Linked DNA regions of Homo sapiens: region 2 is linked to region 1. A link is a contact called in ENCODE Hi-C or POLR2A ChIA-PET data. All regions are on one chromosome and are shown on one strand. Each heading gives the region's core, a stretch centred on a gene start or an enhancer-like site at or near the end of the contact. The rest is flanking DNA. Distances are from core to core; before and after follow the strand shown.

Region 1 (7,469 bases), core at 3,547-6,046:
AGATCGTGCCATTGCACTCCAGCCTGACAATAAGAGCAAAACTCCATCTCAAAAAAAAATTGTTTTTAATTAAAAAATCAGCCAGGATGGTGGTGCACACCTGTAGTCCCAGCTACTCGAGAGGCTGAGGTGGGAGGATTGCTTGAGCCTGGAAGGTTGAGGCTGCAGTGAGCCATGATTGTGCCACTGCACTCCAGCCTGGGTGACAGAGGGAGACCTGGTCTCAAAAAAAAAAAAATAAAAATAAAAATAAAAATAGAATCATCTTCTTGCCGACAAAATAGCAACAGTGAGCACTAGAAGACAACAGAGCAATGAGAAATTTTTAGTAGAAATTATTTTCAAACTATAATTCCATGTTCAGCTAACCCTTCATGTGTAAAGATGGAATGAATGAACTTTTATATATGCAAGGACTCAGAAAAATTTACTAACATATAAATTTTGTGCTGTAAGAAAACAAAGAGGTAAGAAACAACAAAAAGATAACCTGGAATCCTGAAAGCAACAGCTGTAATGCAGAACTACCAAGGAAAATCTCTGGATTAGAGCTCAGAGAGAAAAAAGAAGGCCCACAGAGGAAAGTCTCCAGTACCAAACTAGACTAATAGTTCCCTGATTGTGTCCCATGAATCCCTGGAGAACACCAATAACTTTTCAGGGAGTCTAAAATCAAAGCTATTTTATAATAATATTAAGACATAATATGCCTTTTTCACTGCTTCGAGATTCGCACTGATGGAGCATAAGCAATGGTGGCCAAAACTGCTGACACTTAGAAAAATTGCAGATACTTTAGCAAACCACGGCATGGTGGTACCAAGCAGTACATGTAGGCTCCAAATTTTCGGCCATGCACTTCCATAGAAAAAAACAAAATGCCACTTTTCATTCAGATGGTCATTGATGAAGCAGCAAAAATATTAACTTTATTAATCCTGACTCTTGAATATATTTTTTTAATATTCTCTGTGTCAAAACAAGAAGTGTGCATAAACTACAGTCTACTCAAATATGTGAGTGTACCCAGGGATAGGCACTTGTGCAATTGTTTGAGTTGTGAGCTGAATTAGATACTTTGGCCATCCTACACCATTTTTAATTGATTGGACAATTGCTAGACTATGGTTAGTCAAACTTAAAGTTTTAGCAGACATTTCCTAAAATAAATTAAATGAGCCTGTCACTTCCAAGAAAACAATTGACAGTGTATATTGTCAATGATAAAATATAAACTTTCAAGCAGAAATTAGAATTTTGGAATATTTGCACCCACCAGTATGAACCTGACAGGTTCCTAATACTTAAAGTTTTTCTGATGAGCTCAGTAGTAATAGTAACAAATGTTATCTTTTGATAGTGTAAAATGAAATGTGTCAACATTTGGAGGATCTGCAAATCACATTGAATCGACATTTTCCAAATAACCAATGCATGATGTCACAAAATCATACACGAGCAAAAATCTATTTAAAGTATGAGATAGATTGATGGATTTAAATGTAACAGAGTATGAAAACTGCAACTATATGATGTCAGATTCCATATCACAGGTAACCTTTAAGAAACCGTTACTTGTCCTGTTTCGGTGAAGTATAAAAGAAAAATAGGCTGTAATCCCACCACTTTGGGAGGCTGAGGTGGGCGGATTACGAGGTCAAGAGTTCAAAACCAGTCTGACCAACATGGCGAAACCCCATCTCTACTAAAAATACAAAAATTAGCCAGGTGTAGTGGTGCGTGCCTGTAATCCCAGCTACTCAGGAGGCTGAGGCAGGAGAATCCCTTGAACCCAGGAGGCAGAGGTTGTAGTGAGCTGAGATCATGCCACTGCACTCCAGCCTGGGCGGCAAAGTGAGACTTCATCAAAGAAAGAAAGAGAGAGAGAGAGGAAGGAAGGAAGGAAGGAAGGAAGGAGAGAGAGAGAGAGAGAGAGAGAGAGAAAGAAAGAAAGAAAGAAAGAAAGAAAGAAAGAAAGAAAGAAAGAAAGAAAGAAAGAAAGAAGAAAGAAAGAAAGAAAGAAAAGAAAGAAGGAAAGAAGGAAGGAAGGAGGGAGGGAGGGAAGGAAGGAGAAAGAAAGAAAAGAAAGAAAGAAGGAAAGAAGGAAGGAAAGAAAGAAAAGGAATAAAGAAAGAAAGAAAGAGAAAGGGAAAGAAAGAAAGAAAAAGAAAACTACAGTAGGCATTATTGGCTCTTCAGGGAACAATATTTACAAAGCCACAATAATGTAAACATTTCATTGACTTTCAGTTTTTAGAATCAACTTGTAGGCCTAATTACTCTTACAGAACAAATGGCATATAGTATCAACCTTGTAAATTCAATAAATACAGAAAGCAGAGAATGAGAGGAACCAGTGGAAAAAAGAAAACGTGGGCAGAAGCCTAATTTCCCCACCTTAGCAAAAGTCAAAGAATGTTACCTAAGGTTGATGTAATAAGAATATGACAGTGTTGGCATTTTGCTAAATATTGTAAGGAAACAATAATTGGCACAGCGAATACTGAAAGCATAAGGAAGAGGGAAATGGGAAGAATATAAGGGAGCTAACTTTTCATTTATCATTGTGGAAGCAAAGATAAAATGTAAAAAATCAGTATTTTAAAAATGTTATTTAGAAATATGGAGCTAAGTGAACAAACAGCTTTTTAAAATTAGAAAATATTGCCTCTGGGGAGGAAGAACAGGCATAGGACATGGTGGCATGAGTTGCCAGGTAAAATATAGGAGACTCAGCTAAATTTGAGTTTTATGTAAATAAACAATTTTTTTTTTTTTTTTTTTTTTTTTTTGAGACGGAGTCTCGCTCTGTCGCCCAGGCTGGAGTGCAGTGGCGCGATCTCGGCTCACTGCAAGCTCCGCCTCCTGGGTTAACGCCATTCTCCTGCCTCAGCCTCTCGAGTAGCTGGGACTACAGGCGCCCGCCACCAAGCCCGGCTAATTTTTTGTATTTTTGGTAGAGACGGGGTTTCACCGTGTTAGCCAGGTTGGTCTCGATCTCCTGACCTCGTGATCCTCCCGCCTCGGCCTCCCAAAGTGCTGGGATTACAGGCGTGAGCCACTGCACCTGGCCAAATAAACACTTTTTAAACCTAAGTATGTCCTCAGTGGTACCTACTTTTATTTGTTAAAACCGACAATTGAAGATACTGTTGTTTTGTTATGAGGAGCCCTTTAGTACATTTAAATCTTTTAACTATATGTTAAATAACCATATGTTAAATATTTAAGGTTTTTTTTTTTTTTTTTTTTTTTTTAAAGAAAAAGGAGGAGGAGGGCTGGGTGCAGTGGCTCAGGCCTGTAATCCCAGCACTTTGGGAGGCCTAGGCGGGTGAATCACCTGAGGTCAGGAGTTCAAGACTAGCCTGCCCAACATGATGAAATCCCATCTCTGCTAAAAATACAAAAAATTAGCCAGGCGTGGTGAGAGACGCCTGTAATCCCAGTTACTAGGGAGGCTGAAGCAGGAGAATCACTTGAACCTGAGAGGTGGAGGTTACGGTGAGCCGAGATCGTGCCACTGTACTCCAGCCTGGGCGACAAGAGCAAAACTCCGTCTCCAAAAGAAAATAAAAGGAGGAGGACAGTGGAACAACAGTATCCAAAGGCAGTGAGATGTTGAATAGATGAAGTTGTAGACATGCCTGGTGTATTTGCGACATGGAGATCAATGATGTCTTTGACAAGAAAATTTTACTGGAGTGATGGTGATGCAAGTTGGTCTGTAGAGGATTAATAGGCGCATAGAAGTAAGGAAGGAGAGGTAATTATAGAAGTGGAAAAGAGTAAGGTACAGGTATGGCAGTTGAAGAAAATCCATGGATTTCCAGAGTGATGATACATTTTTCTTTCTCTATATTCATCACATTTCTCAAGTAAATCTTTTTTGAGCTGTCCTATTAAATCTGTGCATTATGACAGCTTGGAAATTCTAATCATAATTTGGGATAATACCATGAGAAATGCTCCCCTCCCAAATAATTGAGTAGGTAATGGTCTGACATTTTGATGGAGGGATATTTGTAACAGTATAAATTTTTTTTATAGAAAGAAGGAAGCAAGTAAGAATATAACGTGTGATTTAAATCAGATATGGGGCAGGCATGGGAACTTCTGATCTCATTTCCACTGATAAAAGTTATTAAGCCAAGCTATCTTCTCCTATGAGCACCCAGAACTCTAATTCTCTTATAATTTGAATCTACCCAGTGCTCAAATTAAGCACTTAATTATGTATGGTCTTGGAGAAATACAAATACGACTAAAATATGGAGGCTGCTTCTAAAGAAAAGAAGCTTTCAATACAGTGGCTGGAATATTTGAACTTCCCTGACTGCCTGCTGCCTTGTTGGCTTCATGCCAGACTGAAGCCCACCCTTGCTGAGCTCTGTCCCATATCCTCTTCACCCAACTCAGTTACCATCCTTCACTTCGCCCAAAAGCTACTCTTACTCACAACTCTATTTGAACTGGATTCTTTACCAAAAGATATAAAACCAGTCTGCCTGTTTTCAGCAGATTTTATTAAAATGTCTGAACACATTTTACTAAAGTTGAAGCAATAGACTACCCCTCCTGCCCCCATTTAAGCTTTCCAAGTACTCTCTGTTCCCCTTCAGTTGTGCTATGATTTGAAAAACCATCTAATTTGTATTGCTGGAGTCACATACGTGTATGATGAGCCATTGATGGCCTTGAGATGAGAACTTTTTATTAAAACACTTCAGTTACTATACTTCTGTGAGCAACACAGGAAGAGAAAAAAAAAACTTATCTTTTCAACTCCCATGGCAACTGACTCATCATTTCCTCTCCAAAGAGGTTAACCTCATCTCATTTCACTGTTCTCCATGTCACTATAGACTCTGCCATCTTTGAAGCGGCAGAAAAACAAAGGGTGGATAACTTTCTCTTCCTTTGTTTTAGAAGTGCTGCTTCCAGGAGTAATCTGATTGTCACTCGGTCACTTGGGCCATGGTTCTTTTTTCCCAAGACCAGTCTCAGCACATTTTCCCCATCAAAACTGTAGATACCTAATTTTTATATTTGCTAATGTTTTTGAGGGGGGGAGCAAAATTATATTGTATATCATGTAGCAAAAGCATCCTTTATATCCATATTGATCCTGTCAACTCCTCCCCTAAAATATCTCCCTGCAGTAGCTTTCATGCTTTCAGCCCTCTCTTTCACTTGGCCTCATTCTTCTCCACCTCTCTAGTAGGCAGGCTCTATCTGTTTTCTCTCCCACCCCTCTGAAAACCCCAGTCAGAGCATGCAATCTACACACAAGGCAAAGACTGGTTAAACAGCCAGCAAAAGAAAAACTGTTTGTTAGACAAACCAGGTCACCTGGTGTCCTTCAAGCCTTCCCGCGAGTAGCTTCCTTTCAAACCTCCACATAGGTTATCAAGAGCAGTGTCAAGTTCTAGGGATGGGCTCTTTAAAGGGATACAATTACCAGTTAATTTGAAGCATCTAGGAAAGGAGGTGAGTGAATAGTAATTGATAGAGGTATGAAACTACGTAGCAATATGTGGATATGATCCTTATATCATACCTATCTGAAAGTAAAAGAATTTTGCTTTTCTCATATTTATCTGTTAGAAAAGATAAGGTTTGGAAAGCCTTTTGGAAATCAACTTGCTTTGGACATCACTGAAAAGCATGCAGATTAAAAACAACAAACACTAGGCTAGCAAAGTAAATGACCAATTACCTAAAAGCATTTGAAGATGTTATTAAACTTTGGAACATCTCTTGAATTTCTGAATTGATAATATAGTCAGAATTAATGTGCAGATTTGGAGATGTTCAAGTAGTTAAAAATGGTCCTGGACTAACCTCAATCTTGTTTTGCAACATCTGTTTTTTTAAATTAAAAAAAAAACAGAAAATGTAACATTGAAACACTGTCTCTTCACTCATACATAAGACCCCCCCACACACACACCGCTCCCTCAGAAATGAAATGAGCTTTGGGATACTGTCTCTGTATCACATCATAAGACATAGAAATATCAAGTTACTCTAATTTGCAGTTTGGGGTTTAAAAAAAATCTCAGGAAGTGAAGATCAAAAATCAATATCAAATGACTCAGAGAGGTATTCTGCTGCTATCAGGTCACCCAAAGAGGAAGCACTTCATATTTGGTCAATATGGTAGCAGCATATCACTCTGAATTGTATAGGAAATAGACCACAGAACTTTCATTATAAAGATCTTGCTAAATCAATGACTAACATTTGCAGTTAAAACAAATCCAGACTATTCTCTCTTATTTGTATTTTCTCATAAAAGTATGTATGAAGACAATCACAGCAAATGTCAAAATATCACCATTTTTTAAGATTCAGCAGAACTGACTCATAGTGTTCAAAGTTCAGGGATATAGTGAGTTGTTGAGAAAAACCGAAAAACTTAAGAGTCAAAGTCTTGAAACAACACACTTAGAGCCTATTCTAATGGGTAATGCAAACTTTATATCATGCCAATTGTTTGAAGTGGCAGCTTTTATTCTGTTATTAAGTGCATAAATATTTAGAATTGCATGTCTTCTTAGTTAATTGACATTTTATTATTTTGTGAAGTGACAGTTTTTATTCTAAATAATTTTGTTTTTTGTGAAATTTACTTTGATATTAATATAGCCATTCAAACTTCCTTTCAACTCATGTTTCTATGTCATCACTTTTCCATCCTTTTACTTTTAACCATCGCTTTTCATCCTTTTATTTTTGCTCTGTCTTGTAAAGTTCTATAGGTTTTGACAAACATGTCATGTCATGTATCCATCATAATAGTATCACACAGAACAGTTTCACTGCCCTAAAAATTCCCTGCGTTTCACCTCTTCATCCCTGTCTCCTGCCCTGAACCACTTATATTAAAAGTGAGTTTCCTTGTATCAATAATAAATAAATAAAAAGTGAATCTAAAAGAATCGATTTCTCATGGACAGCACATAGTTTGATCTTCCTTTTTAAACCTAATCCTGCAATTGCTGGCTTCAATTGGTGTATTTACACCGTTTACATTTAATGTGACTACTGAGATGGTTGGGTTTAAGTCTACCACCTTGTTTTCTATTTGGGCAATCTGTCCTTAGTTTATTTTTTTCTGCCTTATCATAAATTAATTATTTACATGATTTTATTTTTTCTTCTTTGGTGGCTTATTGGACATAGCTTTGTTTAATGGCTGTTTTAGTATTTATAGTATACCTCTTTATCTTACCATAGTATAGCTTCAAATATGTGTAGTATAAGAATCTTATAACAATATATTCCCATTTCTCCCCTCCTAGCCTTATGCTATTGTGGGCTATAAATCTGTTTATACATATTAGCTCCACAATGTGTTGTTTCTATTTTTTTCTTTTAAACAGTTAATTATATTTTTTAAATATTTAAATCATAAGGAAAAAAGTCAGCCCATGTAGTTACTGGTCGTATTGCTTTTCATTTATTTT
Region 2 (7,469 bases), core at 2,580-5,079, 400 kb after region 1:
CCTGGCGGGAAGCAGCTTCCTCCATTTATTCGAGTGCTGAACAAATAACATTTTCAAATGTGTTCAATGAATTAATGTATTGTTGCTTATTTCAAAATAATTAGAAAGATCACTTAGCAGGGCTGAATCCAAATTCCCTATGGAATATCAACTAATTAAGTTGGAATCTTAATTAAATGATTAATGGAATAGACTTCTAATAGATGAAATTAGCTATATTTCTCTCTATTCCATATTCTTTTCGTGGATTTTTGTCATTGACCCCAATTTGCTTGTGGAAACTGGGAGACAACAGAAAACTCTGAAGCACTGGTTTAGAACACAGATGGCCTGAGTTCCAGTCCATGTCTGCTCGTGGATTGTGCGTAAATATTCTACCCTCTCTAGACAGTAGTTCCCTCCTTATCTGTTTCAATGTGAGGCTTGGATTTGCTGATCTATGGAATACCAAGTGTTTTATTTTGATAAAAATATCCCTATATTCATTGATTATCAAGTTTGTCAGTTCTTTAAACAAATGCAATTTGTTTTTCAGGGTGCTTATATTTTTTTCCTGTCATGCTATTTATTATGTATTATAATTAACTCTCCAAATTAATGGTTTTCAAGTGTTAAATGGTAGAGAGCAATGATTCCGAAGACAGTAGATGGGTATAGTAGATAATGTCACATTATCTCCTTTGATAATGAATCGTAACTTCATAATAACTTAAACTGTCATATTCTTAAACTAAAGAGGAAGTTCTGTGTGGGAGGATAGGCGGGTGTTAAAGATAAAAACATAATGGGTTTTGGTTGTGAAATTGTGATATCATATTCCCTCAAAAAGGCTCTATGAAGTCAAATGTAAAACAGTATCCGTTGAAACAAAACAAACTTCATTATTATTCTTTTGCTCCTAGGTAGGCTTCTGAAACATTTCGTTTGTTTACTATTTTTACTTCTTATACAAAACCACGTCTTTTTTTTTTTTTTTTTTTTTTTTGAGATGGAGTCTTGCTCTGTCGCCCAGGCTGGAGTGCAGTGGTGTGATCTTGGTTCATCACAACCTCCGCCTCCCGGGTTCAAGTGATTCTCATGCCTCAGCTTCTCATGCCTCACCCTCCGGAATAGCTGGGATTACAGGTGTGTGCCACCACTCCCGGCTAATTTTATTTTTTGTATTTTTACATGTCTTTAAATGGTCCTTCATGTCTTTGTGTGTGTGAAGGAATGGGAGGGGTGGGAGGCAAGAGGTTGGCAAAGAAATCATTTGTCTCTTTGTCAAAGAAATCTCAAAAAGACATAATGATCCACCTATATTCGCTAGTGCATTTTTTTTTATCACGTCTCTGCAGAGTTGGGATATGTAAAACAAAACACAAGGTAACATGTTTCACACTTAAAAGCATGATAGACTGTAGGTTACAGGTGAAGTGAGGTGAGGTGATTTAACAAGCTGCAGTGTTTTAAATATCTCCTATACTAAGTGGTTTGGTTGCAAAAGGAACTTCAAGGGAACATGACATGACCTAAAATATAGAGAAGAGCGTCTTATTTAAGCAATACAATGTGTGAAGTATGTTAACAAAATCTAGCTCTGCGTGTACTATATAATATCTGAACTGGGATACATCAGCTCCTGTGGTTCACTATTTTTGGTTCTAAAATGTCAGTACTAGGGGCCAGCCTAACGGTTCTGATTACCTTTCACACATTAGGGAGATAGCAGCTCTGAGGTATCATATGATACAGACACCTTCTCTGTACTGATCAAACACATCATTCAGTATGGAGTCATTAACTGGAAGGGTTTGCAGCAGTGGAAGTGAACTCTAAACACCACTATGTCCTTCACTTATTCATGCAAAAATTATTTATTGTATACTTACCCAGGCATTGGGGATACAGCCTTAAAAAAGATTACGACTCTGCCCTCACAAAGCTTGCATTCTTGAGAAGGGAGACTGATAATAAGCAACAAATCCAAAACATTGTTTCAGACAGTGATGAGTGCTGAGAAGGAAATAAAGCAAGGCCAAGTCTTTATAGAGTGTTTGTGGCTATTTTAGATGTATGGTCAGACAAGGGTTCTTTGCAGAGGTGACATTTGAGCCGAGACTTAAATGACAAGATGGAATCAGTAGGCAAAGCACTAAGCAGAAGAAACAGTTCTTGTGCGAGGAGCGAGCAAAAGGAATTATTAACAATGATGGATGGAACTTGGCGACTTCCGGGAACAGCATGAAGGCCTTTGTTACCAAAATATGGTGAGTATGTGCTGATGAGGTCCCAGAGTTAGGCAAGGAGTTTCATTTTTTATTCTAAGTGCAGTTGGTATCCACTGGAAGTTTCAAGTAGAGCGTGCGTTGTGAGGGATGTAATAACAACAGGCAGTTTAAAATACAATATTGTACTTCGATTTGACTTCTTCGAAACCTAGTTTCCAATTCCAGTGCTGGTCAAACAACACCCTGGCCGTCCCTGTTTGAGCAGGCTGTTTGCGCTTGCCGCGGCTTGTTTGTCCCTGGCGCCCCGCTGTTGAAAGCCTCAGAGCGTGTGACAGTTGGCAGGCGCAGTGAGGCGCAGCCCGAGCCAAGTCAATGCAGGGGCCGGGGCTGAGGGAGGGGAAGAGGCAGAGGAGGCGGTGATGGCGCGCTGGGAGGGCGGCGGCCTCTGCAGCGAGGGTGGTGGCGATGCGCATACCGAGAGGATAAGGAAGCGGTTCCCGACGAGCCTCCTCGGGGCTTATGGGGCCCCTGGCGGTTCGGCCTCGGAGGCTAGCGGGGCTGCCCGATTTGGCACTGGAAACAATGGTGGCTCGGGGCTGGAGGCAATGGCGCGAGTGCTGGGGGGCAGGGGCGACTAGGGGAGTTTCGGTTTCTCGGGCCTAGCGCCGCGGAGCCTTGCTGCGGGCCCCAGTGGTAGCACCCCCGGGAACCGCAGGTGTTGATTTAAGGCTCGGAACAGGCGGGCCTTCTGCCCACATCCTGCGGCGCCCGCGACCCGGGCCGGGCGATCCGGCGCCGGGTTTTGTTATCCGCCCGCACCTAGAGGCCGCAAGGCAGCCGCCAGCCCCGGGACTGGACCCCAGGGCGCCCTCGGCCCTGCGAGGTCCCCGCCCTCTCTTCCGTCTCCTCCTCACCGCCCTCCTGAGGCACTCTGATGCGGGCGGGCATCTCTGCCGAAAACACCTACAGCGCCCGCTCCCTCGGTCCTTCGAGCAGTGATCCCTCCGCGGCCAACCTCCCCAGGGAAACCAGCGATTCGCGGTTCAGATAGCGACCTTCGCCCGCAGGTTCCTGCTCTGCCTTCAGACTTCGGCTTCAGTGGCACCTGCTCAGCGAGGCCTCGTCTAACCAAGCCATCCGAATTAACTACCCACTCACTCGCCATCACATCACCCCGATTTAATTCGCAGCGGGGCACTGACTTTACACTCGTGTGTCTTCTGTGTTTATTTATGGTCTGTTTCTGGAATGTCCGCTCCTGGGACTGGGACCATGATTTTCTGGCGCAGTGCGGGTGTCTCGGCGTCCGGGATCGGGCGGGTCGCAGTAGGGCTCCACATTTGTTGAGTGACTGAACACCGTTCCCGGCCGGGGAGAGCGCCGCAGCCGGGTCCACTTCAGGTAGGGGCTGGGCTTTCCCGGCCCCGCCTAGGCCCCGCCCCCAGCGCGAACCCGCTCCCACCTCGCCTGTCCACGGAGCAGCAGGGGGTTTGACTGTGCTTTTCCCTCTTGCTTCCCTCGCTCTTTCTGCAGCTGCCACGAAAACCCGGAACGGCGGAGCGGCGCCGCCCCTCGCGGCACCTCCCTGGCAGCCCTTGGAGGCCGCGCTGGGCATGCTCAGTCAGCTGGGCCGCCTCAGCTCTCGGAGTAGGAAGCTCGGGCGCTCCGGCTGTAAGGAGCCGCGGCGGGGGGAAAATGGAGCCCTTCACCAATGGTGAGTGGGCTGCCGAGGCGCCGGGACCCGGGCTCTCCGGAGCCCTGAGGGTCGTGGGCAGTCGTGACACGCGGGGTCGGGCTGCAGCCGTCTCCCCCAACACCGCGGGCTTCCCACGAGGGCTGAGGGAGGCAGGGAGAGGGGATCTGGGGGAGGCAGGGAGGTTCGGGGGGCGGGCGGCGGCCAGTGCGGGACCCGGGGCTGGCTTGAAGGTCAGCGCCGCCGCCGCTCGCCCGGGGTGCGGCCGGTGGGCAAACAGCAAAGTTTGGGCTGCTGTGCGCAGAGGAGTGGGCAGTGGGAAAGTTGGCAGCTCAGGTTTGCCCCCGGAGGAGGCGGTGTCGGCCCGACTCTCCTGTAGGAGCGTTAAGTTGTGGCAGCTGCCGAGCCCAACTTTTGTGGGGCGCCAGGAGCTGTCCCCCTGCCCTTCAGTGAGCTGCCGGCGTGACTTTTCCTAATAGGGCGGGGTGGGGGTGGGAGGCTTGGCAGGTTAATGTTGTGGAAGGAAGGGAAACTTCAGGAAAGGCTTGCTCACCTCGCTCGGTGCCGCGGAGGTGCCTGGCCACAGTGCCACCCTCCTGACCCTGCCGAGGTACTCGGCAGGGCCACCACGCATCCCCTCACTGGCTGCAGATCACATCAGTTTTTCAGTCAAAGACTTGTTAATGTCAAGGGTCCGTCACGGTGGTGATACCACTGTGTGACAGGAAGCGAGAGTCAACGCAGGGAGCCTGCACCCTGCAAACAGCCACAGCCCTTCACTGAACGGGGAGCATAAATCCCACCCTAGTTAGAACCATGGCTTTTGTGCGGACCAGAAGTGCCAGAGCCACAATATAGGGGTGAGATGTCTTACCGTTTTGCGGTGTTGAGTGTGTGGATTCCCTTTTAAGATAGAAAGTAGGAAAACTGCCAGTAAGGGAGACGACTCACTAAAAGAGGATTCAGTCTCTGGTTGACATGTTTTGCTGAGTGTGGTTGGTTACTTCAGGTACAGTATCACATTAATAGGGGCCACAGTCTATATCCCTGTTTAGTTTGTTAGTTACCACTCAAGAGCAGACAGATATTGTCCACTTTATCCCAAATCCCAGCCAGACTTTGTTGTATGCTGTGCTTCATTCATGGGGCTGTGAACTACTGATTATATTCTCCCTATTCCTAATGTAGAATGCTTTATTCTACTGCCATCTTTCTGTCTGCACTGTTTAATTAGGCTTACTGATAACAACTTTAATTCTGAATTTTCTTTCTCATTCAGGTTCTATTTGTAATTACTAAGACTTAAAGAATAGTCTGGTGAAGTTACTCGAAGAATTAAGGAAGGTTTGAGCTAAAATGAACTAGAGACCATCTAGTACTTTAGTGTAAAATATGTTTAATACAAGTCGTTAAGTCCTTGTAAGTGACTATTCCAATGTTCATTCTTTGTTTTTGGAAGAATGCTTGGAGTTACCATGTTTTTAAATGTGAAATTTCATCTAAATTAAAAAAAAAATCTCTGTGATGAGGCTGACTCACCCATTTGGTCAAGATTAGTGCTAGCTGATTTGCTGAACCTTTGCCTACAGAATTAAAGTACTTTCTCAAGTTTTAAAATTGGTGTCTTTTCTCTTATAGAATATGCTTCTAGATTGCTTCTAGATGTGGGTATTTGCAAACTGTCACATTTGGGAGGACAATGGAAAAATCCCACAGAAGAGAACAAAAAAAGAAGCAATGCTTCAACTTTCATGTAGGAAATTGGATTTCTGATTCTTTCCTATCTTTCAGAGTTGATGCTGGAGACAGCTTGGCAGTGCATAATTTTGGTTAATGTAGCAATCACTCCTTGGAGCCTTATTTAGCATCCTTTTACAAGGAAAACAGAAACGACAATATCTACAGTCAATAAGAAATTAAATGTTAGCAATTTGAAGTGCTTTTCAGGTTTAAGATGGACAGGGTATTTATTTGAAAACTTTTGAAGGATTGCTGTAGAATTTTCTAGTGTTTTCAAATGACATGGTACAGTAGACAGTTATATACTTCATCCTTTTGAGTACAAAAAATAATGCATGTATAATGCTCCCATTGGTCTGGGTGTGATGATGCAGAGTATTTCATTATCCATAGAATTTATGATTGCAAGATTTATCAAGCCTGGTATTGGATTTTGTTACACGTTCATCCTCTTTTAATGGAATCTTTCCCACTTACACTTTTTCATGTATCCCTATATATGTAGAGAGGTGTATGAGCTTAACAAAAAACAGTTTCAGTAATTTAGGACCACATATCTTTTAGTTAAAATCTTGTCAGTGGTTCCATCTACTGACCTATGCATTTGTAAAGGAAGTGAATTTAGCTTATATCTTGTCACTCTAGCCTTCAATACTCATCTATTCCAGTACGTTTTTTTTGTAGTTTCCCTGTTTTCTGTCCAAAGTTGCCACTGGTATGACCTATTTTTGTTGGGCCCTGCTCTCTACCTGTTGATAATTGGTTCATTTGATGAATATCCTATGTTAACCTGTTCAGGTAACATACTTCTGCAACCCATTTAAAATGCATATCCCTGGAAAGGGCTTATAAGGATGGATCTTAGTGCTAGGAATTCCCATTTAGCTCAGGATCTATTTTTGGCTTTGTCCTTGGGAGGGATTGCTATTATGTTGAAGTCTGGACATCTGGTCTGGGTTTGGATCTTTGGTGGCTTTTTTTATGAAGAGAGATGTGCTGGACCAGTACTTAAGATTGTTTTGGCAATAATGATTATGTCTTATTAGGCAGGTAGAGGTAAAACTGTTAAGTAATAGTGATTTGTATATTACAAAAAAAAAAAAAAATTGAAGGCAACTATCTGCTTTTTTGGTTAGAGATATTAGATTAAATAATTCTTTGATGTTTATCCAGATTTTTGTCTTCATTTGCATGCAGGGTTGGTATATTTTGTAAAAACTTAAATTCATCTTAAGAAATGCAAATGCTAAGGTTCACCCTCAGAATCTGATTAAGGAGGTCTGATTATATATGAAATACATACTAGAAAGTATGTATACTTTCTTTTTTTTTTTTTTTGAGACACAGTCTCACTCTGTTGCCCAGGCTGGAGTGCAGTGGCACAATCTCAGCTCACTGCAACCTCTGCCTCCCGGGTTCAAGTGATCCTCCTGCCTCAGCCTCCCGAGTAGCTGGGATTACAGGCGCCCGCCACCATGCCCAAATAATTTTTGTATTTCTAGTAGAAATGAGGTTTCACCATGTTGGCCAGGTGAACTCCTGACCTCAAGTGATCCGCTCACCTTAGCCTCCCAAAGTACTGGGATTACAGGCATGAGCCACCGCGCCCAGCTGAAAGTATATATACTTTCTAGTTTGTGATATATTCTAAAGTATATCTAAAGGTTGGTATTTTGGCATTTTGAGGTCCCAGAACTGAAAACATAAATAGTTTTTTTTTTCATATGAATGTAGGTCCTATGAATCACTTTTATTACCGCAGTGTGGTGCATAATCAAACAAGGAGGACTTAGTTGTCTTAAAAAATTATTTTTGCTTTCATGTTC

Evidence for each region. Hi-C counts contacts between places; a loop is a spot of excess contacts on that map. ChIA-PET counts read pairs that join two places held with the same protein, here RNA polymerase II (POLR2A). Pooled maps may share reads with other maps.
Region 2: a loop to region 1 is called in a map of CD8-positive, alpha-beta T cell, with 5 times the contacts of the local background. The contact joins the promoter of LNPEP here to the enhancer-like site in region 1. A Hi-C loop is called at or near these places in 3 of 168 maps with a recorded cell type or tissue (CD4-positive, alpha-beta memory T cell, CD8-positive, alpha-beta T cell and naive thymus-derived CD4-positive, alpha-beta T cell) and 8 of 50 pooled maps. POLR2A ChIA-PET finds 5 or more read pairs at or near these places in 1 of 52 experiments (H1).

Annotation. Positions count from the first base shown.
Region 1 is chr5:96,532,800-96,540,268 of GRCh38, forward strand. The region is part of intron 4 of LOC101929710 (a long non-coding RNA gene); the gene reads left to right. It also overlaps a transcript of CAST not described here. Among named protein-coding and RNA genes, the nearest start is that of PCSK1, 100 kb to the left of the region's middle. Within about 2 kb of position 4,797, at least 5 of the 41 ENCODE cell types and tissues checked have a DNase peak (open chromatin) inside an H3K27ac peak, as active enhancers do; they include CD8-positive, alpha-beta T cell, where a contact is called at or near this core.
Region 2 is chr5:96,932,251-96,939,719 of GRCh38, forward strand. It overlaps LNPEP (leucyl and cystinyl aminopeptidase), which reads left to right and starts at 3,830. Exons shown (of 18, transcript NM_005575.3): 1 at 3,830-3,924. The coding sequence starts at 3,906. LOC124901030 reads right to left here and starts at 3,825. Exons shown (of 1, transcript XM_047417984.1): 1 at 1,841-3,825. The coding sequence starts at 3,825. The coding sequence ends at 3,121. It also overlaps a transcript of ERAP1 not described here. RefSeq lists enhancers at 2,034-2,243, 2,304-2,433, 2,744-2,883, 3,184-3,493 and silencers at 2,514-2,633, 3,074-3,143, 4,084-4,153, 4,284-4,363.